Linked DNA regions of Homo sapiens: all the other regions are linked to region 2. A link is a contact called in ENCODE Hi-C or POLR2A ChIA-PET data. All regions are on one chromosome and are shown on one strand. Each heading gives the region's core, a stretch centred on a gene start or an enhancer-like site at or near the end of the contact. The rest is flanking DNA. Distances are from core to core; before and after follow the strand shown. Region 1 overlaps SH2B2 (SH2B adaptor protein 2). Region 2 overlaps LOC101927902 (a long non-coding RNA gene). Region 3 holds the start of HBP1 (HMG-box transcription factor 1).

Region 1 (2,707 bases), core at 189-2,688, 2.6 Mb before region 2:
TTCCCCAGCTCAGCTGCCAGACTCCAGCCCAGCCCCTGCCCAGGGGGTCCTTTTCTGGCCAGGGGGATGCCAGGCTTCTTTCTGGCTGTCACCAACATTGTTGCTCACTGGCATGCACTGACCCTTCCCCTCTTAGGGGCTGGCCATCAGGTCCCTGGCAGTAGTGTCACGTCTTCTCCAAGGTGGCCCCCCTGCTTTGGAAAGTGGGAATAGCTGTAACAATAGTGCCCACCCTCTGAGAGCCCACAGTGTGTCCAGACCCCAGCCTGGTGGGCATCTGCACAGACACACTGTCATCCTCTGGGTACCCCACCCCAGCGAGGTGAGCACATGGTCCCCAGATTACAGAAGAGAGCGCAGACAGATGCTCAGAGAGGGAAGTGTGGCCTGCCCAACGTCACCCAGCTGGCGGGTGCCAGAGCTGGTCTAACATGGCAGGACATGGTGGCGCGCACCTGTAGTCCAAGCTACTTGGGAGGCTGAGGCAGGAGAATCGCTTGAACCCAAGAGGCAGAGGTTGCAGTGAGCCAAGACTGCACCACTGCCCTCTAAGCTAGGCGACAGAGTGAGACCCTATCTCAAAAAACCAAACCAAAACAAAACAAAAAACTGGGGGCCGAGCGCGGTGGCTCATGCCTGTAATCCCAGCACTTTGGGAGGCCGAGGCAGGTGGATCACCTGAGGTCAGGGGTTCGTGACCAGCCTGACCAACATGGAGAAACCCCGTCTCTAATAAAAATACAGGATTACATGCCTGTAATCACAGCTACTTGGGAGGCTGAGGCAGGAGAATCACTTCAACCCAGGAGGCAGAGATTGTGGTAAGCCGAGATCACGCCATTGCACTCCAGCCTGGGCAGCAAGAGCGAAACTCTGTCTCAAAAAAAAAAAAAAATCCGATCTAATGATACCTGCCACCCTGGTGGTCCCAAGAACGAAAGGAACATGGAAGTGGAGGTCCTTGGGCACTGAGAGGTTTAGGCAGGGGGAGGTTTTGCTGGTGCAGCAGCCGACAGCACCCCCAGGGACCACCGGGGACCCCACACCCACCTCCCGCATCAGGGCCCACTCTGTCCCTGGGTGCTCTCTGAGTCACCCGCCGCTTCTTGGCTCTCTCTCCATCTCTCAGTCTGCTGGGGTGCAGGGGTGTGGGCTCCCCAAGGCTCATTGCCCATGAGCCACATGGGCCCTGGAAAAGTGACTTCCCAGGGACACAGCTACTCTCTGAAGAGCTTTTTCCCCAGGTCCCAGCACCCCTACACTTCCCTAGGGCTTTTTTCCTGCCCAGGCCCCTGCCTTTAATTCCCTGGGAGAAATCCTAGACCCCTAAGCCCGACTCCACTCCTTGTCAGAAAGGGAAACCGAGGCCCAGTGACGGGTGGGGTGGGGCTTACCCGGGGTCACCCAGAGGGCAGGGACAGAAGCCCAGGGCTCCAGTGCCTTGGGCCTGAGTGACAGTCACAGCTGCCCTTCTGTAAATAGCAGTGTCTGCTGCCCTCGGAGAAGGGGAAGGAGCAGCTGGTGCCCGCCCCCGCCCCACTCCACCGCTTAGTCCCAGCAGAGCCCACTAATTTTGCTGCTGGCAGAGGGCAGCGTTCCTGCAGGGTCACTGGGCCCTTCCCCTCCTTTGTGTCATGCAAAGGTGGGGGCATTTGTGGGTATTCAGGAGTCATTCCCATGGGAGGGCAGCTCCTACCATGCTAAGAACTTGGTTGAGTTTCCCAAATGTGTCTGGTCCCAGGAGACAGGCTCCCAGGGTGAGTGAGCCCCCTGGGATGCCCTGAATGATACCCCCACTGCCTCTGCACCCACCCACGGTCCAGATCTCTTGCCTCCAAGAGGCCTAGATGCACCCTTGGAGCAGTCAGGAGCTCGGGGCCTGCAGGCTCAGAAGCCATTGCCTGGCACCTTAGATTTCCCTCTCACACAGCCTTTGAGGTGCCAGCCCTGGTGAGTCAGGTCTCTGGCTTCCTGCCTCCTCACCCCTGCAGGAAGAGCCTCCTGAACCCCAGGTCCCCTCATTGCCCTATGCCAGGCCAAGCCCTGGGGACCCAAGGAACAATGAGGCCGGCCCCCCGCCATTAGGGAAACCACTGGGAAACCTGGTATTTTCAAGATGCTTGCAAATCTTACTGGGGTGAGCCCCGGAGGAAAAGCTTGGGCTACCTAAGTGTTCACCAGGTGGCCAGCACCCTGGAACAGCACTTTTGGAGGTTCAAGCTCTGTGGGCAAAGGCCTGGAGTTGTAAACAAGTTGACCATTCAGGCATGTGGGCACAGTGCGTTGTGGCTGGAGCAGGTGGGAGGAAGCTGGACCAGGACTGACGGACCTCAGATTCCAAACTGGGGAACCACAGCATCTCTGGCCAGCAGGATACCTGCTGAAGCTTCCAGTCCAGGCCTCCACTGCAGGCCTCTGTCTGCTCTGTCCCCAGCCCCGCTGGCCGGCACGATGGCCACACACCGGGGTTAGCCAGGCCCCGTTCATGCTTCAAGCCTAGCCCTGCACGCGCTGGACAGGGGCCAGTTCTTCCTGGAATTCCCATCTGCCTGCCCATCAAATGTGTGGCCTTTCCATTTCCTCCTAAGAAAGTTCCTGTCCTGGAGACAGCGCTGCTGGGAATCTCACTCAGGCCAGCCCCAAGGGGGCCTCAGGCTCACGGCAGGGAGCTTTGAGGCAGAGCGAGTGGGGCCAGGCACAGAGTGGC
Region 2 (2,700 bases), core at 164-2,663:
AGCTGTAAAGGTTTCTAAACAATCAGAGGCCTTTGATATGGTTGCCAACACCCACATTTTCCATTCTGGGAACAATGCCATCAAGGGCCACAGCCTCAGTCCCCCACCTAAGTGAGGAAGTGTCTGCTGGTTGCTGGTAGGAGCAGGTCCTGTGAGGGCAAGGGTCAGAAGGACAGAGGAGTCTTCTTATCCTGGCTGCTCGCCTTTTCCCTCTGGTCACCTCACCCTTTTGCATGTTCAAAATCTATGCTCATCTTATCTAGCCCATTCCTCTTGGCTAAAGCCAGCACACATCCTGTTCCTCTCAATGGGAGAACTATCCGGGCAATTGCATTTAAAGGTTTTCTTGCATTGGTTCGGAATTTGCCCTGGCTCTGCCCTTATTTCCTGATCCCAGTGTAGTTTCTTTATTCAGGTGTGCAAAAGAGTGAGCTATTTTGTTATGGAGGCAGAGAGAAACAACCTCAGGTTCCTCTAATAATGCCTTTAGAACTCTCTTCTGAATAACTGGGGCGTTAAATTCATCGACAAAATCCCTTTGGGAGATACACCATCTGGGGACCCCCTCAAAGGTAGATATCTGGGCTAATTTGACTGCTATTTTGCAGGAATGCAGGTGGGCAAAAGATAGTTTCCACTAGGTCAGAATGTTTTTTCCACTTTCTGTTCTTTGTTATTTTGCTCACTTCCGGTGTGAAAGCACTGAATTTCAGAATTAGATGAAACTTATAGTAAAGGCCTGCCACAAGGTCTTTGTCAACCCCATATCCTGGTGACCAAACTAGATTTCATGACGTCAATCATTTCAAAAACACAGGCTCTTCCAACGGCGTCAGCAAGCAGAAATCCTGTTCACAAACACTGTTCTAAATCAGTCTTTATTTTATTTTATTTTTTTTGAGACAGAGTCTCACTCTGTCGCCCAGGCTGGAGTGCAGTGGCACTATCTTGGCTCACGGCAACCTCCACCTCCCGGGTTCAAGGAGTTCTCCTGCCTCAGCCTCCCGAGTAGCTGGGATCACAGGTGCCTGCCACTACACCCAGCTAATTTTTTGTATTTTTAGTAGAGACGGAGTTTCACCATGTTGCCCAGGCTGGTCTCAAACTCCTGACCTCAGGCGATCCGCCCGCCTCGGCGTCCCAAAGTGTTGGGATTACAGGCATGAGCCACTGCGCCCAGCCAAATCAGTCTCTTAATACTGAGTCTGAATCTCTTGAGATTTTAGCCCCTCAGTGCTGACCTGATGGAGATGTGCCTTTTTTTTTTTTTTCCGGGGAAGTATTCACTTCAACTCCCACAACCCCCGAGGAATGACTAGTGGGTTTCTTTCCCCTCCCCTCGGGTGGCCTTGTGAGGAAGCCAGGAAGTACTGTGAGCGGCAGGGCCTGGGAGAGCCCCTGTGGCCGACAGGAGGAGATCAGCCTTCATCGCACTCTCAGAAACGGAAGTGTGGGCGTGTGTTATGTTGCTGCAGCAACCAAAGGCAACCGAGCAGCAAACCTCAGATGACTGAGCCCAGCCCATTCAACGAGGGGGAGTTTCAGGTGGCCTGTGTTCCCCAGGGACTGGGCCTAGCTCAATCGGGAAAAGTCAGCATCCAAAAGTCCTCAATGACGCAGAGGAAGCCAGGAGAAAACAGTCAATGGCTAGTCATCACTGATTCGTGGTCACAGGCGTTAGAACAGGAAGGATCTGCACAGATCAGCCTCTCCCACCCCTCACTTTCCTGATAAAGGAACTAAAGTCCGGAAAGTACTTGCTCAGAGTCCTACTGCCAGTGGGTGTGAAAGCCAGAACCACCACCCTCATTGCCTTCTGTATACATAGCTTTAACAGTTTGCAAACACTCTTATATGCTTTAATTTCATCTGATCCTGGACTGAGAGCAAATATTTGTATTTCAACCAAAAGGCCAAATGCTCAGTTTCCTCATCTGAGAGGATAATAAGAGTACTTTTCTAATGGAATTCTTTTTTTCTTTTAATTTTTGGTAGAGACAGGGTCTCACTATGTTGCCCAGGATGGTCTTGAACTCCTGGCCTCAAGAGATCCTCCCAACTGCACCTCTCAAGTGCTAGGATTACAGGCATGAGCCATTGCTCCCTGTCCTCTAATGGAATTTTTGTTAGGATTAAATGAGTTAATAGTTTGGAGATTTGAGAGACTATAATAGAGGAAACCTCTCTTCCCTTCCCAAGTTCTGAGTAATTAAGAGCTGGGCAAGGAGAAATAAAAACAAATGGGATTGGCCAGGAGCAGTGGCTCTCTCCTGTAATCCCAGCACTTTAGGAGGCCAAGGCAAGCAGATCACTTGAGGTCAGGAATTCAAGACCAGCCTGGCCAACATGGAGAAACCCTGTCTCTACTGAAAATACAAAAATTATCTGGGTGTGGTAGTACACACCTGTAATCCCAGCTACTCGGAAGGCTGAGGCAGTAGAATCACTTGAACCCAGGAAGTGGAGGTTGCAGTGAGCCGAGATCACCCCACTGCATTCCAGCCTGGGTGACAGAACGAGACTTCATCTCAAAAAAAAAAAAAAAAAAAAAGCAAATGGGATCAAAACATCAACTTTATCACTGATACATTTTATATAGGAGTCCATGGTTTACATTTGTGGGTAAGTGAATGCCAGAATTAGGCAGGGTACCCACGCAGGCTGGGGCATGCCCCCCAGTTGGAAACTGTCCCTGTAAAC
Region 3 (2,993 bases), core at 221-2,720, 2.2 Mb after region 2:
GCTGTGTGATTTCTGGCTCTGTCCAAAGGTTTGCTTTTACAGATTTCTTACTAATGTAGGTTTTCCTCATCTTAATTCTAAGCATATATTTAGTGATCTAAAGTTAGAAAATCTAAAGCACAATTTAAATGATTAAACACTAAAGGTTCAAAGGGGGGAAAAAGCTTAATCATGCCTTTGTAATGTGAATGGTAAAGACACCAATTATTGACTAGATGCAGCCGACTGTGAATGGACAGCCATGTTTAAAGAGAAGTTAACTATAAAGCAGGGAAGCGTCTCTGGTGAGTCAGAGAATTCGTAACTTGAGGAACTCCTAGTGGAAATGAAGTGGAAAGACAGTTTCTTTCATCAATGAGAAAACGTCTAGAAGGAAAAGAGGGTTAATAAAACTCACCAGAGAAACTTACTGATAATGATTCACAAATTAAATCAGTTTACGTCATACATTACACCCTTTGTATTACGTTAACCAACGAGCATACTAATCAGTATGGAAAATGCCGCTTTAACTTGCCTCAATTTCGTAATCGCCCGCCCCCGCCCCCGCTTTGTAAATTCTCTAGACTCCAGCTTCTCGCTTGCTCACAGTCCATCCCCCAGCCTCACTCTTCCTGGCACTTAGGTGGCGGCTCAACAAACTTAGGTGAACTGAACAGAGCTGACAAGGCAATCTCAAGTTGCTGTCCTGGGAGTGGTGAGGCAAGGCACAAGAGAAAGGACTTCTAGTTCTTCCCACTGCCAGTGCAGCCCCCAGCATCACTTTCGACCCCTTCGTGCCTGGGGCCGTGATTTGTGGGTGATCAAGTCCCTCGCTAGCCTGCAGTACTTCCGCTGGTGCAGTCATCTCCTTCCCCTCGCACTAAAACAATACCCTGGCCTCCTGCCAAACTCTTGAGCAGCGAGCAACTCTGGCTGTTTATGGCCCGGATTGGGTGCTGCAAGAGGCTTGGGCCGCTCTAAGTGTTAGCAGAGGCCCGGAGGAAAAGAAGAGGCCCAAGCTTTAAAACACTCCCTTCCTCCGCCCCCTCCCTTTTGTCCCAGACACCAAAACAAACGAGCTGATACACGTGTCCCTATGACTCTTGTTTACTATCAAGACTGCGCTGTGCGAGCGCCTCTGGGATACGTAGTCCAGCTCTTCCCCGGCCAGCAGTCTCCCACAGCCAAGGACCAAGGCTTGAGACTACGAACCCACAATCCATTTCGGGGACAAAGTTTGGCTTGGGTCCCCGGACTCTCGGCAATAGTCCAATCCGAAGCACTTACTCTTGTGATTGACATGCCATCTTCTCCAGTAAACACAACACAAAAGTCAATACATGCCCGCCCCCCGAGACGGACCACGGTACCACCCAATGGGAAAGGGGAAGAACCGAATGGCAGTTCTGCAGTCCAATAAGAGGGCGAAAGAGCTGGGCGGGGCTCAACCCCCAGGGGGTTGAGGGGAGGGGGAAGACGAAGCTTGAAAGACTTGGTAATGGCGACGGGTTTGGTAAGTAGGAAAGTTTCGGTTGAGGAGTAAGAGCTGCCGCGGGAGCAGTAACCCGCGCGGGGGAGGCCGACGTCGGTCGGAGAGGGGGTACGAGAGCTGCTGGTGGTGTTGTCGTGGCCGGAGCGGCCCGCGCCTGGGCTGCCGGCACTTCGCGGCAGGTTTGTTGTCTTTCAGTTAGGGAAGAGGTGGGGGTGGGGAAGGGAGGGGCAGGAGCGCGGGGGATTGGGCAGACTGGAGGGCTCGGGTCCTCGTTCCTTCTTCTCGGAGGGTTGCCCTTGGGGTGGGGGCAGTTAACCGTTCGATTGGTGCCCGCGGCGAGCCCACCGGAGCAGCGTCTCCCGCGAGCTCACCTGGGCTTCGGGGCGGCGGCGCTAGGGGGTCTCGGGCGGGGGCCGGGAGGAGGCAGGGGGAGGGCGAAGTTCCGGGCCAGGTCGCGCGGTGGGTGGCCGGGCCGGGTGTGGAGATGGGGCGGGCCAGGGCGGGGGAAGGGGCCGACGCAGCGCCGGGGCTGCCCAGGAAAGTTTGACTTCAACTCCCCGTTTGTGGGCGGAGGGTCGGAGCTTGGCCAGGGGTGGGGGGCTGGCCGGAGGTGGGGGACCCCAGTGAGGCGCCGCCTCCTTCTGGACTGAGGGGGATTCTGGCTGAGCTGAGGAGCTCGCGGAGCCGCTGGGCCCCGGGGCTCATTGTTACGCAGTTCGAATGAATGGGCTCCCAGGCGCCTGCGCGCTGGGGCTGAGCCGAGGGGAAAAACAAGCCCGGAGTCCGGGCTGCGGTCACATGATGGGGGGAAGGGAGGGGAACGCGATGAATGGCGAAAGAGGGTGGGGGATGGACTTGGCGTGAACCGGGAGGCACCGCTCTGTGTGACCCAAAGAGGAGGCTTGGCAGGCGATTCCAGTCTCCGCCTTTCAACCTATGCTGCCACCGCAGGCCGATTGAAACAAAACAAAACAAACCAGGCGAAGTGGACAGCCAGGTTTTTGTAGCTTTAAATGCTGCGTGCTGTCTAGGGTGTTTCACTCTCCGCTGTGCACTCTACACTCGAGTTCATTCTTAGGGAGTTTTCAGCTACAGTCGTTTTTAGAAGGAGCACTGACAGCGAGGTAATACTCAAGTTTTCTGTTTGTTTTGTTTTTGGCTCATGGTGCCACTGATGCCAGGACGAGAGGAGGCTTAGAAAAGGAGTTATACATACTGGGAAGCGATGGAGTCCTACTAACAGCTCGGATGGAGGCTTTAGCTTTATTAATACTTCCCTCTGAATAGCCGTAAGCACTCCTAATAGTGGTTTTGAAATTAAAGGTACTTTTTGAGAATTAGAATAATTTTAACATTGGAAATACTTTTCTGGTCATTTAACAGTGATCTAAATCTGCAATGTATGTCTTGTACTTTTGGTTTTTTTTTGCTATTTTCCTTTATCTTGCAAATGAGTGTGGTAGAGTCGGTCATCTGTTCAGTTGCCTTGGTTAAACTCAGTTCTTGCAAGGTAGACAGT

The links. Hi-C counts contacts between places; a loop is a spot of excess contacts on that map. ChIA-PET counts read pairs that join two places held with the same protein, here RNA polymerase II (POLR2A). Pooled maps may share reads with other maps.
Region 1: a map with no recorded cell type shows a loop between it and region 2 (35-fold over the local background). The contact joins two enhancer-like sites. A Hi-C loop is called at or near these places in 3 of 37 single-sample maps with no recorded cell type and 3 of 50 pooled maps.
Region 3: a loop to region 2 is called in a pooled map, with 28 times the contacts of the local background. The contact joins the promoter of HBP1 here to the enhancer-like site in region 2. A Hi-C loop is called at or near these places in 2 of 37 single-sample maps with no recorded cell type and 17 of 50 pooled maps. POLR2A ChIA-PET finds 5 or more read pairs at or near these places in 1 of 52 experiments (CD4-positive, alpha-beta T cell).

What each region holds. Positions count from the first base shown.
Region 1 is chr7:102,302,338-102,305,044 of GRCh38, forward strand. All of the region lies in intron 2 of SH2B2 (SH2B adaptor protein 2), which reads left to right. Among named protein-coding and RNA genes, the nearest start is that of MIR4285, 11 kb to the left of the region's middle. Within about 2 kb of position 1,439, at least 3 of the 41 ENCODE cell types and tissues checked have a DNase peak (open chromatin) inside an H3K27ac peak, as active enhancers do.
Region 2 is chr7:104,943,763-104,946,462 of GRCh38, forward strand. The region is part of intron 1 of LOC101927902 (a long non-coding RNA gene); the gene reads left to right. Among named protein-coding and RNA genes, the nearest start is that of LHFPL3-AS2, 18 kb to the left of the region's middle. RefSeq lists enhancers at 137-196, 837-886, 1,197-1,506, 1,300-1,594, 1,827-1,896. Within about 2 kb of position 1,414, at least 37 of the 41 ENCODE cell types and tissues checked have a DNase peak (open chromatin) inside an H3K27ac peak, as active enhancers do; they include CD4-positive, alpha-beta T cell, where a contact is called at or near this core.
Region 3 is chr7:107,167,533-107,170,525 of GRCh38, forward strand. It overlaps HBP1 (HMG-box transcription factor 1), which reads left to right and starts at 1,471. Exons shown (of 11, transcript NM_012257.4): 1 at 1,471-1,653. RefSeq lists silencers at 999-1,572, 1,591-1,690, 1,951-2,170 and an enhancer at 1,121-1,280.